Regions from separate parts of the Homo sapiens genome. Here all the other regions are linked to region 3. Evidence: chromatin contacts called from ENCODE Hi-C or POLR2A ChIA-PET data. All regions are on one chromosome and are shown on one strand. Each heading gives the region's core, a stretch centred on a gene start or an enhancer-like site at or near the end of the contact. The rest is flanking DNA. Distances are from core to core; before and after follow the strand shown.

Region 1 (3,118 bases), core at 12-2,511, 220 kb before region 3:
TGGGGGGATGGGAGCATCGGTCTGCCTATCACAGTGAGTGAGTGGCCAAATGAGGGTTCAAACCCGGTTCTGTCGTATTCCTGAATCTGGGATCTTTCTCCAAACCACACTGCCCCTTCCTTCAGTCCTTCCTGTCCTTGGAGCTGTCCTGGGTTCCCAGCAAGCACAGATTCTCAGAAAGGGACAGCAGAAGACCCTAAGGCTGGACATATCAGGATATCACATATCCTGGTGAGAGTCCAAAGACTTCTTTTCAAATCTGGGAGGGAAGAGGAGAGACGGCAGGAGACTCCATGCCCATACCCCATTCACCATAAAGGGAGGGGGAGGTTGGCCTTGAGGGCCAGACAGGAGAGGTTCTGCAAAGGGAGCAGTGTACCCTCTGAACAATGCCGAGGACAGCACAGGTACTATGTGAATGTTGGTGAGGAGGGTGCAGGTTGCTGGGGTCGGTGGTGGGATGAGTAGCAGTATTTTGGACCCCGTGTCTAAATTCAGCCTGGTCATAGATACTGCCAGTGGCTGTGTCTGGGAAGATGCCAAGCTGGGGTCACATGGGTCCTGCCTGCTGAACCTATAAGTGCCGTGGGGCATGTGTGGCAGCTCCTCCCACCTTCTGCCTGGACCCCCTGGAATGACTGCCTTTTGGAGAGGGTCTATATTCAGGGACCTCTAGACCTTAGCTGGGCCCAGATGCAAGGAGGTTCCACCTGTGGTCCACACTCGACTATTTTGGCAACTTCCTGCCAAGGCTGGACCACAGAATTTTCCACGAAACTCACTTCAAATTGTGCGGCTCTTTCAGCTCCTGCTATTTCAGTTACTGGGCCAGGATGGGCTTCTGGGTGTATGTATTTAAAACCAGAATCTATGGTGGGCAGAGGAATCTGGTAAGAGTCTGAGATTTAAAATCAGATATTGTTTTGAATGCCGGCTCTGCCACTTACAATGCTGGAAACTTCGAACTTGTCATTTAATCTTTCTGAGCCTTAATTTTCTCGTCTGTAAAATAGATAGAATTATAAGGCCAGGTTAAGAGGCTAAGAGGGGGAACTCCTTGTGCGGATCTAAGGACCCCTCCTCGAGGCTGGGAAGAAAGAGGTGGGCAGGAGACCCTGGGCAGGGGACCATGCCCAGATCACACCCACCACAGGGAGAGGGCAGCAGAGATCTTCGGGCAGCTTGAGGGTCAGGTGGAGACAATCACCAGGGAGGGGCAGACAAGCCCTGAGGCCTCACCTGTCAACGCACTGACTCACCTCAAATATTTACTGGGCGCCTTTGAGCATGAGAACTAGACCTCTCCCTTGCCTGCCTTGGACCAGTGCCCATGGGCATGTTGAAAGCACCTGCCTGGAAGAGAGTCTGCCTTAAGAGGGTGGGTACCAACCAGGGCCACCTTGGATATGGAAAAGAAACATCATGAAAAGGAAAGAATTTCCAGGGCTCCTGGAACCGACTGAAGACTTTAGCCTTTTGGGCTCTGAGGCTGTGCCATTTGCCAGGCTCCAAAATCGCTAATCATTTTATCCTGTTCCTTTGGCAACAATAGGGTACATGTGACCTCAGCCCGGCCCATCACAGATGCCCAATTTCCAGGCCACATTGATTGGTTCAAGAGATGAGCACATGACTTACCCAACCCAATCAGAGTCTCCTCTTGGGTTTTTATACACTGAAGGAGGCTGTGGGGAGAGGAGAAAAGTCCCTTCTGTTCCTTTAGTTCACAAAGTTGGGAAAAGCGGTCTGCAGCCATACCTCCCCATCCCTAATAGCAAACAGTAAGCCTGTCTATAAGTGGGAGAGCATGATGACAGCCCCCCCAAAGAAAAGTATGAGAGTGGGAGATTGTGAACAAAACTCTGGTTCTCCCCAGCACACCCCAGGATCCTTTGGGCAGGTTGCATGGCCTCTGAACTTTGCTGCTGGATACCTTACCTGCCCCCACTCCAGTTAAGTGCACACTACAGGGCCCATGGAATCTAAGGGGAATGGCACCCCCTGGAGATGAACAGAACACATTCCACACAACCACATGAAGTAGCCCTGATTACAGGTGAGCAACTGAGGCTCAGAGGTGCAATGACACACCCAAGGTCACACAGACAAGGTGTCCAGACTCCAGAGCCCAGGTTCTGATGGCATGGCTGCCTCCTGGCCCACCCCTGGCACAGCCCAGAAGGGAGGCAGCACTCAGGACTCCAACATGAGTCTGGGAGCTGTTACTCTGGACAACGGCACCCCTGTGTCCAGGAGCCATCAGGAGGCCCTTGTTGGGCCAGCTTTATGAAGCCCTGGGCTCTTGTGAGCGAATTCATCGTACAAGTGAAAGATCAGCATGTGGCCATGGTGAAACCCTGTCTCTACTTAAAATACAAAAATTAGCTGGGTGTGGTGGTGCGCGTCTATAATCCCAGCTACTCGGGAGGCTGAGGTGGGAGAATCCCTTGAACCCGGGAGGCGGAGGTTGCAGTGAGCTGAGATCGTGCCACTGCACTCCAGCCTGTGCAACAGAGCAAAACTCTGTCTCAAAACAAAACAAAACAAAGTAAGCATGTGGGGAAGGTTTAGTAACATCTGTGGCTTTTGTCTGACCAGCAACATTCCTCCTTTCGGTAATAGAATCCCAGGTTTTCTTTGGAGACCTACTTACCTTCATTGGATACAAATAAGGGACTGTCCATAAAAATGCCTTCCCTTCCCTGGTCAGAAAGTAGACATGGGCTGGGCACAGTGCTCACATCTATAATGCCAGCACTTTGGGAGGATCACTTGAGCCCAGGAGCTCGAGAACAGCCTGGGCGACATAAGAAGACCCTGTCTCTACAAAATAAAAATAAAAAATTAGCTGGGCATGGTGATGCATACCTGTGGTTCCAGCTACTTGGGAGGCTGAGGAGAGAAGATCGCTTAAGCCAGGAAGGTCAAGGCTGCAGTGAGCCGTGATCTCACCACTGCACTCCAGCCTGGGCAACAGAGCAAGACCTTGTCTCTAAAACAAAAACCAAAAAAACGGAATGTGGACACATAACTCTAGGTTTTTTGAGCCCAGTTCTTTTGGGGCATAGTTTTTTCAGCTTGTCACCTAGTTTTTTGTGCAGCTGTGGTAGCAGGCACT
Region 2 (3,167 bases), core at 655-3,154, 230 kb after region 3:
ATTAAAAAAAAAGGTCCCTTTTCAGTTTATTCAAGTTTGTTTTCATGGTGTTTTATCCCTCTTGATAAAAAAAAATTCAGACTTTTGTAATTTGTGTATGCTGATCTTCATCAAAAGGTTCATTCTCTGGATCAGAGTCAGTGGTGTCAGAATATCTATAATGATCAGGTTCATTGTCACTAACATCTGGTGTTACAGAAGTTGAACTGCTAGCCTCTGGATTTGACGGCTCCTCTACTGTTTTTGTGAAGTACAGCTTCACCTTAAAATTTGGAGAAAAGTATCGGTTGGCTTTGTCTTTATTTGCTTTGTCAAGATCATTTTTTGTTAAAGTAAGTACTAGATACTCCTTGTCATTATCTGCACGCTCTATACTGCAAATGCTATCAATTTCTTGATCACATAGACTTCCATTTTCTACTTTTTCTGAGGTTTCCTCTGGTCCTGGTATGAAGAATGTATTTACCCAAAAGTGAAACATTTTGTCCTTTTTTAGCATCTTGTTCTGTTTGTGGAAGAACTCTACTTTGATATCACCACACACAGGTAACGGCTGAGGGAACTCAAAATACATGAACTTGTCCTCCCATCGTGTGGGTCCTGAATTGGAGGAATACATCTTCACCTTTAGCTGGCAGACCACAAACTGAGGATTGCAAGTTCCGCCACTGAACATTGGAATAGTTTCAAACATCATCTTGTGAAACAACAGTGCCACTGGTCTATAATCCACATGATTCTTTACCAGGTAGCTATAGTAATACACATAGCGCCTCTGACTGGGAATAGTTACTCCCTTTTTGTCTCTGGTCCTTACTTCCCCATAGAAATCTAGGGCCTCTTGTGCCTTTAAAAATTTGCCCCGATGTAATAAATATGCATAAATCATTATACCAGTTCGTCCCTTTCCAGCTTTACAGTGAATTGCTGCAACATGATTGTCATCTTCACTTAGCCATTGGTCAAGATCTTCACAAAAGGGTTTGATAAGTTCTAGCTGTGGTGGGTTATGGTCTTCAAAAGGATATTGCGCAACTCTGTAATTAGATTTGGCGGTGTCATAATGTCTTTCAGCACAAAGATTGTGTATCTTGTAATGGTTTTTATGCTTTGAATCCAAAAACCTTACTACATCATCAATATTGTTCCTGTATACGCCTTCAAGTCTTTCTGCAGGAAATCCCATAGCAATAATGTTTAGATAAATATAGGTCAAGTCTAAGTCGAATCCATCCTCTTGATATCTCCTTTTGTTTCTGCTAACGATCTCTTTGATGATGGCTGTCCTGTCTGGGAGCCTGTGGCTGAAGAAAAAGGAGGAGAGAGATGGCAGAAGCTGCTGGTGGCGGGGCTCTGCAGGATGGAAATGGCTCTGGACTTGGCGGTAGCTGATGCCCCTCGCTCAGCCGCTGCTTGGCTCTGGACCGCAGCCGGGTAATGGCTGCGGCAGCAGCTGCTGGATGGTGGCAGCTACTGGGCCTGCTTCTCCTCAGCAGCCAGAGGCCTGGCAGCGGCGGCAGCGGAATGGGGAGAAGACGAATAATCCTCCGAACGGCTGCCTCCTCCAGCGGCCTCCGGAGCCCGGGCCACGGGGGGTGCGGCGGCGGCGGACGAGAGGTTTAAAACCGGCCCGGGTCCCTCCATGTGCCGCCGCCGCCGCCGCCGCCGCCGCCGTGTTGGAGGCAGTAGAAGGGGAGAGACCAACTCTCCGGCGTTCCCAGCCCTGGAAATGGTGACAGGCGACTCAGACCCCCTCCCTGGAGCTGCAGCCGCCGGGGCCACCGGGGGCGCCGCCGCCGCCGCTTCTCCCCCCGCTCCAGGAGGGGGAGGTGCCGCCGCCGCCGCGCCTCAGCCGGCTCCCGCCCAAGCCCACGGCTTCCACCTTCCCTTTCAGGAGAAGCCGAGGAAGAGGCTGCACAGTTAGAAAAGACGAAGAAGAAGCGAGAAACGCCGCCGCTGCCGGCGCCGCCCCCGCGGATGCTCACGGGTTGCTGAGAGGGGCTTCAGGCCGGGCCGGGCCGGGCCGCCGCCGCCGCCGCCGTCTCTGTCTCTCATCTCCCTCGCCTGAGCCCGGCCTCGCCTCACAGCGGCTCAACATTCAAACTTCCATCACGGCTGCAGCTTCTGAGAGGAGAGCATCTTCTAGGTTCGTAATCTATGTTGATCTTATGTTAATACCACACTCTGTTGATTATTGCAGCTTTATCGTATGTTTTAAAATTGGCTAGTGTAAGTCTTTTAATTGTGTTTTTCTTTTTCAAAATTGCCTTGACTATTCAAGTCCTAGGTATCACCATATAGGTTTAGGATCAGCTAGTCAATCTCTACAAAAGGTACTACTAGAATTTTGACAAGGATTGCCGTGTACTTATTGATAAATTTGGAGATAATTTCTATCTTAACAATACTGAGTCCTCCATGATCATGGAATGTTTTTTCCATTCTTTTTCATCTTTTAAAACTTATCTCAGCATTTTATATTTTTTCTATGTATAGGTCTTATATTTCTGTTGTTTAATATATTGCAAAGTGCTATTTTCTATACTGCAACTATAAAAATATTTTTCTTAATTTCACTTTTGGATTATTACTAGTATTAGAACACATATGATTTTTGTTATACATACTGTATCCTGACATCTTGCTAAATGGATTTGTTAGTTATAGAAGTTTCTTCGTAGATTTCACAGGAGTTTTGTTTTTGTTTTTGTTTTTCTTACATACAGGATCATGTAGTCGGAGATTAAAAAGAGTTCTACTTTTTCCTTTCCAACCTGGAAGCCTTTTATTGCAATTTCTTATCTGACTGTACTGTCTGATATCTCCAGTGCAAGGTTGAATAAAAGTAGTGAAAACAGACATTGTTACTTTGCTACCAAAATTATAGGCAAAGCATTCAGTCTTTTGAAGCTTTCATGTTTAAGGTGAGTGTTTTTTCATGCCGTTAATCAGGATGAGAAAGTTCAGTCTGTTCATAATTTGTTGAGATTTTATTATGATTGGGTACAGGTTATTTTGTCAAATTTATTTTATTGCATACACTGAGATAATATGATATGTTTTTTATTCTATTAATATGGTATATTACGTTAGTTGATTTTGGATGTCAAGCCAATCTTCCACTGGCAGGATAAATCCCACTTGGTCATAGTATATAATCGTTTTAT
Region 3 (3,376 bases), core at 166-2,665:
TAAAGGCCACCTCCTATTGCCTTCTTGGCACAGGAGAGAGGGGCTAGGGCTGGCTGATAGGACGACTAATCTTATGGGAGGCTGTGGATAAAATGCCCCCTGTGGCTTCCCCACTTCCTATTCTTGGAAGCCAGAAGTGGGTTTCAGCCCTCCTCTGCCCATAGATCCTGATCCTCAACCATTTGGGGATCCCTACTTGCCCTTAGTTAGGCTTCCTAGTCCACAGTGGGCCAGCTGGTCTGTACTACCCAGGGCTGGGGCAGGAACGGAGTAACCCACTCACTGCAATGTAGCAACTGAACACAGAGGAAAACAGGTGTAACCACATGAGCGGCTGAAAAATCAGAGTAACTGGGACAGGAAATAGAACATAACTGGTGGGTCTGCCAGACCTAAGAAGTGCAAACAGAGTCACTCAGAACAAAACCAGGGTGAAACTGGTGTGACCAAGGAGTAACTAGGACTGAGGAGTAACTCAGGCAGGGAAATGCTCACTCAGAGAACCCACAGAGTAACCAAGAGGCCAGGGAGTAACCAGAATGCTTGTCGTCTTCTGCACAGACGCTGACAGCATCTGTCTGGATAACAGACAGGGCCTGGGAGTCGCTGAGCACCAGGTGAGCAACTTTAGACACGCGTCCTCTGTGCCTGGGCCTAGCTTCCTCCCACCCTTCTACCGTCAGAATCTGCCTCCCTTCCCACTTCGCTGTTCGCAGCCCATGTGGCCTGCACCCTCTGCCCCCACTCGTGCAAACTGTCCTCACTCACTTCAACCTTTGGACTTTTTGAGGCTTAATTATTCATTAGAGGCCAGACACCCAGGACCCAAATAACCTAATAATGGCTCATTTGCCTCCGCCCCCTCCCCTACATCTGGGGGCTGGGATTCTGGGAATCTGGAGGGGTGTGGGAGGCAGGGGAAGTGGCTGGCTGTCCCAGACTGCAAGCGTGACCGCTGCCCCCAGCCTGTTGGCTGAGTCACTTGTGGGAGGGTAAACGATCGGCACTATCACTGGGGAGTAACAGCTGTCATTCTGGCAAGAGTCGGAGCTGTCAGAGAGGGGGTTAGAACCGTGGGGAAGAGGACTTTGGAAGTCAGCTTGATCCTCCGCGGTTAAGCGTGGGGGTCACAGCTGGGGAGGTGGGTCCAGGCTACCTTGGAAAACACAGCCCCTTCGGGGAAGTGAGAGTTTGGGGAGTGCAAGGGCTGGAGAGAGAAGGGCTTCCCCGGCTCCCTCCACTCACCACCAGGATGAGGGTCCCCAGGCACTCGGCCAGCGCCTGTCGGAGCAGCCGGTAGCGGATGTGGAGCATCTCCCCGCAGCGGGACACCAGCTCCTTCTGTCGACCCATGGCGGGGCAGGCGGCGGCGCTGTCGGGCGGGCAGGGGTGGCGGGAGGCGGTGGCGCAGCGAGCAGCGGCCTCCAGCGCTGGTGGCTCCCTTTATAGGAGCGCTGGAGACACGGGCCCCGCCCGCCCTGCAGCCCCGCCCTGCAGTCCCGGAGCGCCGAGGAGTGCGCGCCCCCTCGCCCCCGCCCCACCTCGGCTGGGAGGCTGGTGCGGACGCCGGGTGGAGGGAGCTGCGGGCATGGAGTGTGAGGAGCTTTGAGGGACGGGTGGCCTTCGGAGGGCGCTTAAGGGAGGGGACGTCAAGGGGGCTGAGAGGCTTAGGCAGATCTGAGAGCCAATGGTGGGATTATAGGCAGGGTTCAGGGCCATGGCTGGAGAGGATGCAGCTGTCATAGAGACCACCTGCGCCCTGTGATCACCCCACTTCCTTGCGGGCAGGAGGAGACCTGTCAGAAAGAAACTGGCCGCATCTCTCCAGGATGACTGGACCCAACAGATCCTCAGTTCGAGGCAGGAGGAGGAGGCTGCGAGCCCCAAGTGAGAAGCAACACTGTCTCTTCTGTCAGGACAGATAAGGCACCGACCCTTCAAGGGGACAGCTAGTGTCAGAGGGGCAGCAGTCCAGACTCAGGTGGGCACACAGACACACGTGCTGAGTTCCAACCAGACTTCATGGGCCCTTCTCCCTGTGCTATGAGCACGTCGTGTGTCGCATGTCCTGGCCAGCTATGTCCACAGCTGTGTCTACACATGGCGGATGTCCTGTGTGCCTAATTGTACGGCTGGGCATTCCTCGTGGCTGTGCACATGCCTGTTGAACATGGCTAGGTGACCTAGCTTGTCACACGTGTACCTGCGTGCATTGCTCACATGGCTCCAGAGGCTGAGCTGCAGTTGCCCCGACATGCCACATGCCACATGTTTGCCAGCAGGCTGAGTCCCAGCTGTTTTTAACCCTCTCCTCTCCCATCTGACTTACCCCCAGCCAAGGAAGAGTCTGTCTCTTTTTTTTTTTTAGACGGAGTCTCTCTCTGTCGCCTAGGTGGAGTGCAATGGCGTGATCTCGGCTCCCTGCAACCTCCACCTCCCAGGTTCAAGTGATTCTCCTGCTTCAGCCTCCCGATTAGCTGGGATTACAGGTGCACACCACCATGCCCAGCTAATTTTTGTTTTTTTAGTGGAGATGGGGATTCACCATGTTGACCAGGCTGATTTCGAACTCCTGACCACAAGTTATCCACCCGCCTCAGCCTCCCAAAGTGCTGGGATTACAGGCGTGAGCCACTGAGCCCAGCAAGTCTGCCTCTTTAAGCAAACTTAATTATGGGGGAGTCAGCCCTATCTGAGGGGGATCATGGGACAACCTTGCCCTCTCTCTCTTTTTAAAGAGTAGGGTCTTGCTCCATCACCCAGGCTGTGGTGCAATCACAGCTCACTGTAGCCTCGAACTCCTGGGCCCAAGTGATCCTCCCACCTCAGCCTCCAGAATGGATGGGACTATAGGGACTATGTGCCACCATGACACTCAGCTAATTTTTAAAAATCTGTTGTAAAAATGAGGTCTTGCTATGTTGCCCAGGTTAGTCTCAAACTCCTGGCTTTAAACGATCCTCCCACCTCGGCCTCCCGAAGTGCAACCTTGCCCTCTATGCTGCTTTTAATAACAAGGAAACATCTGGTGGCCTGGGAGCAAACAACATGCCCTTAGGCTGAGCTTCTATGGCAGCATTGCCAGAGGAGATCAAAGAAATCATTTTCCAGAGGGACTTAATCCAGGTGGGCTAATGACCCTGAGGACTTGTCCCTTGAGGGACGAATATGAGAAATAAGGGCCCCCGGCTGGGCGTGGTGGCTCACGCCTATAATCCCAGCACTTTGGGAGGCCGAGGCGGGCAGATCACCTGAGGTCAGGAGTTCAAGACCACACTGACCAACATGGTGAAACCCTGTCTCTACTAAAAATACCAAAAATTAGCCGGGCGTGATGGCGGGTGCCTGTAATCTCAGCTGTTCGGGAGGCTGAGGC
Region 4 (3,426 bases), core at 146-2,645, 200 kb before region 3:
GGAAGTGAAGAAAGTCCTCGGAAGCTGCAAAGCTCTGGATAGATGTGAAAGTTTGTATTTGAGGAAATATAAGGAACATCAGGATGTTGTCCTAGCTTAGAGAAAGATCATGCTAATCAAAGACTCATGGTTAGGAGGTACATTGGGAGTGGAATTGACAGGCTTGGTATGTGACTGTATGTAAAGGCTGAGGGGAAGGAGGCAGCATACTGGTTTCTGATTTGTGGGCTTGGGTGGCCAGTGGTTTCATGGGCTGAGATGGGTGGTTTGGGGGTCTGTACCAGTTCTGTGGGGGGCAGTGATGTTTGTGGACAGTTGAGCCCCTAGGACATCCCACTGGATATGGACAACTGCATGAACAGGTAGGACATAGGTCCGAGCTGGAGACAGATTTGGCAGCCATCAGCGTGCGCTGGTGGTGGAAACCCCAGGAAGCTAAAATCCCCCAGGGGAAGGGTGTACAAAAAAGGAAAAGCTGTAGAAGGATGTGCCCATGGACCCTTGGGATCTGCCCTGTATCCATACACTGCATATGTGGGCGACGCTCAGCAGGATGTCTGGATGGACTGTGCCAGGTCCCTGAATGGTACACTACAGCTCCTGAGAAGGTAGCCTCATGCCTGTCTTCTTTGATCCTAGAAAAACCAAACAGGACATCCAGATCATGAAAGATGGCAAATGCTGATCCCACAGGAGCACCTCAAGCCATGAAGTGTCAGCTGGAGAACAGTGGTGGGCATGGAGAGGATATGACATGAAATAAAAGATCCAGCCCAACTGAGTGAAGTGGTCAGTGTCTCTGGGGACACTGGTTGCAGAGGGGATAGGAGGTGGATCTTGCATTGTCGCCTCTACTCTGAATTTGATGTCCAGCTTCTCTCCGTCCCTCTGGTGCTCCTCAACCCTGTCACATGTCCCCTCAGAGGTCCCAGTTATCTTCTGCCTGCCTGAGAGGCCAGTCCCTGACCCCAGGATGCTGCCTAGTACTCCTGTCTGCCCCAGCCTGGACTATCATTCAGGCCAAGAACCTAGGTGAGGTCTGTATCCTCTGCCACTGCTGGGGTGCACGGCCCAGCCTCAGAAAGCCTCTGTGAAATCAGGAACAGTAGCTCATACCTATAATCCCAGCACTTTGGGAGGCTGAGGGTGGCAGGATTGCTTCAGGCCAGCCTGGGCAACATAGCAAGACTGTCTTTACAATTTTTTTTTTTTTTAATTAGCCAGGCTTGGTGGCATGCACCTGTAGTCCCAGCTATTCAGGAGGCTGAGGTGGGAGGGGATTGCTTGAGCCCAGGAAGTCGAGGCTGCAGTGACCCATGATCGCATCACTGCACTCCAGCCTGAGTGACAAAGTGAAACCCTGCCTCAAAAAAGAAAAAAAAAAGCTTTGTGAGAGTCATCCTGTGCCCCCCATGGCTTCCTCCTGGGTTGTGCCAGCACTCCAAGGCATGTACACACAGACACGTGGCACAGCAATGGCTGATATTCAGGCAGTGTACACAGTACAGCTGAACTGCTTGTTGTAACATTGAACTAGGTTTTTCACAATCGAAAACAGGTGATGCCCCAAGCCCTTTGAGTGCCCCCCCATACCCTAGCCACCCAGATTGTCCCCTGGAAACACCTGGGTCTCTCGGTTTCCACAGTCTGGGGTTAATTCCTGGCACTGTGGGATGATTTCGAGATGCTGCTCTGCTCTTTTGGTCAACATCTGCTCTGACTGGTTGTCAAATATTCTGACATTAGACACAGCCCCAGGCACGTCCTGCACACATGCACTCACACAATGTCCCACAGGGACACACAGTGTTCAGAATTGTCACCATAGACAGAGACTCCCTCCTGTGGTATATGTTGAATACCTCCTCTTTTGGCCAAAGCCCCTAGGCAGAGCCTCTTGATAATGGTGGCAGGAGAAAGGGGTATGGAGAGAGGCCTGGGCAGGTGAAAGCAGTTTCACACAGACTCTGATTCCTGCTGCAGAGTGGGCAGAAAGGGCAGGAAATGCTCTGTAGAAGACACATGTCTGAGAGAATGGGCACAGGAAGGCAGGAAGCTACTTTCTCTTGGACCACTGGAATGGGAACACTGAGCAGGAATTGTTGCTGATAGATTTGCAGGTGGCAGGCCTAGGAGGCCATCTATGAATAAGGCCTTCTACTGGGACTGATTCATACCTGTTTCATACCTGCATATGAATGATGTAGGATTAAGTTTGGCTGTGAGAGGCAGAAAACCCAAAATAACAGTGACTTATAGCCAGAACTTCATTTCTCCTACACATAGACCTATGTAGTATGACAACTCCATGCTCCTCTATTTTGTTACTCTGCCATCCGCATCACAGTTTCTACCTCAGGTCCAAGACAGCTACTCCAACCACAGCCATCACATCTGCATTCTAGGCCACAGAGAGAAAGGGCACGCCACTTGCCTCTGAAGACATTTCCCTTAAGACATACACACTCTGTATAAACCACATTAGCTAAAATGTAGTCTCATGGCCTTCTGAGCAGGGAGACTGAGAAATACAGTCTATCTGGTTGGCCATGCATTAAACTAAAAATTAGTTCACTTTTTGTAGGAGGAGAAAGTGGATATTGGTGACATCTAAAAGTTTCTGCCCTAAGTGGGACACCCCTCTTATACCCAAGTGGCATAGCCCAGCCAAGCATCTCATCAGTGACCCTTCCTTCCCAGGCTTCTACTCATCATCTGAGGAATCAGAGATTAAGCCTGAACAATGTGCCAGGCACCACCTGGAAGGAATACCTAATTTACCACTTACAGATGTGGACTCTGTGGCCCCCTCTCTGGGAACTACCCCAAAACCTAAGTGTTGGCCCCTAAAGACCTTATGTGTGGCATGAGACCCTGCTGCCCTGGCCATTGCTGATTAGCCAAAAGATTCTTCCCCAGGATCTTTCAAATTAGAAACAAGCAAACAGAGGCAGTTCCCCTCTGGCACTGAAGCTGTAGGATGAGCAACACAGGGGTTGTCAGCAGTCACATGTCCTGCTTTGTGGAAGAAGGAGGAATGAGAGGATGATGCAGGCATGCAGAGGCAGAGTGATTACAGGCAGTGTTTGAGTTCCTGAAGCCCGGCTGCCTTTGACCTTCCCAAAATTACATGGGATAACTTGATATCATGACCATAAAGTTTCTATTTTGCCCAGTCTCTTTGGAATTAGGCTTCTGATTCTTTTTCTTTCTTTCCTTTTTTTCCTTCCTTCCTTTTTCTTCTTTCTTTCTTCCTTTTTTCTTTCTTCTTTCTTTTTGAGATGGAGTTTTGCTCTTGTTGCCCAGGCTGGAGTGCAATGGCGCAATCTCGGCTCACCGCAACCTCCGCCTCCCAGGTTCAAGCGATTCTCCTGCCTCAGCCTCCTGAGTAGTTGGGATTACAGGCATGCGCCACTATGCCTGGCT

The links. Hi-C counts contacts between places; a loop is a spot of excess contacts on that map. ChIA-PET counts read pairs that join two places held with the same protein, here RNA polymerase II (POLR2A). Pooled maps may share reads with other maps.
Region 1: a pooled map shows a loop between it and region 3 (2.3-fold over the local background). The contact joins the enhancer-like site here to the promoter of AQP3 in region 3. A Hi-C loop is called at or near these places in 1 of 168 maps with a recorded cell type or tissue (PC-9) and 4 of 50 pooled maps. POLR2A ChIA-PET finds 5 or more read pairs at or near these places in 1 of 52 experiments (MCF 10A).
Region 2: a loop to region 3 is called in a pooled map, with 2.1 times the contacts of the local background. The contact joins the promoter of PTENP1-AS here to the promoter of AQP3 in region 3. A Hi-C loop is called at or near these places in 1 of 50 pooled maps.
Region 4: a loop to region 3 is called in a pooled map, with 2.4 times the contacts of the local background. The contact joins the enhancer-like site here to the promoter of AQP3 in region 3. A Hi-C loop is called at or near these places in 1 of 168 maps with a recorded cell type or tissue (PC-9) and 4 of 50 pooled maps. POLR2A ChIA-PET finds 5 or more read pairs at or near these places in 2 of 52 experiments (HEK293 and MCF 10A).

What each region holds. Positions count from the first base shown.
Region 1 is chr9:33,228,315-33,231,432 of GRCh38, forward strand. No RefSeq gene overlaps it. Among named protein-coding and RNA genes, the nearest start is that of SPINK4, 10 kb to the right of the region's middle. Within about 2 kb of position 1,262, at least 6 of the 41 ENCODE cell types and tissues checked have a DNase peak (open chromatin) inside an H3K27ac peak, as active enhancers do.
Region 2 is chr9:33,675,364-33,678,530 of GRCh38, forward strand. It overlaps PTENP1-AS (PTENP1 antisense RNA), which reads left to right and starts at 1,905. Exons shown (of 4, transcript NR_103745.2): 1 at 1,905-2,146; 2 at 2,727-2,924. It also overlaps the pseudogene PTENP1.
Region 3 is chr9:33,446,178-33,449,553 of GRCh38, forward strand. It overlaps AQP3 (aquaporin 3 (Gill blood group)), which reads right to left and starts at 1,416. Exons shown (of 6, transcript NM_004925.5): 1 at 1,246-1,416. The coding sequence starts at 1,353. RefSeq lists a silencer at 1,402-1,591.
Region 4 is chr9:33,247,787-33,251,212 of GRCh38, forward strand. SPINK4 (serine peptidase inhibitor Kazal type 4) reads left to right here. Exons shown (of 4, transcript NM_014471.3): 4 at 640-781. The coding sequence ends at 685. Among named protein-coding and RNA genes, the nearest start is that of SPINK4, 9.3 kb to the left of the region's middle. RefSeq lists an enhancer at 1,127-1,236. Within about 2 kb of position 1,396, at least 3 of the 41 ENCODE cell types and tissues checked have a DNase peak (open chromatin) inside an H3K27ac peak, as active enhancers do.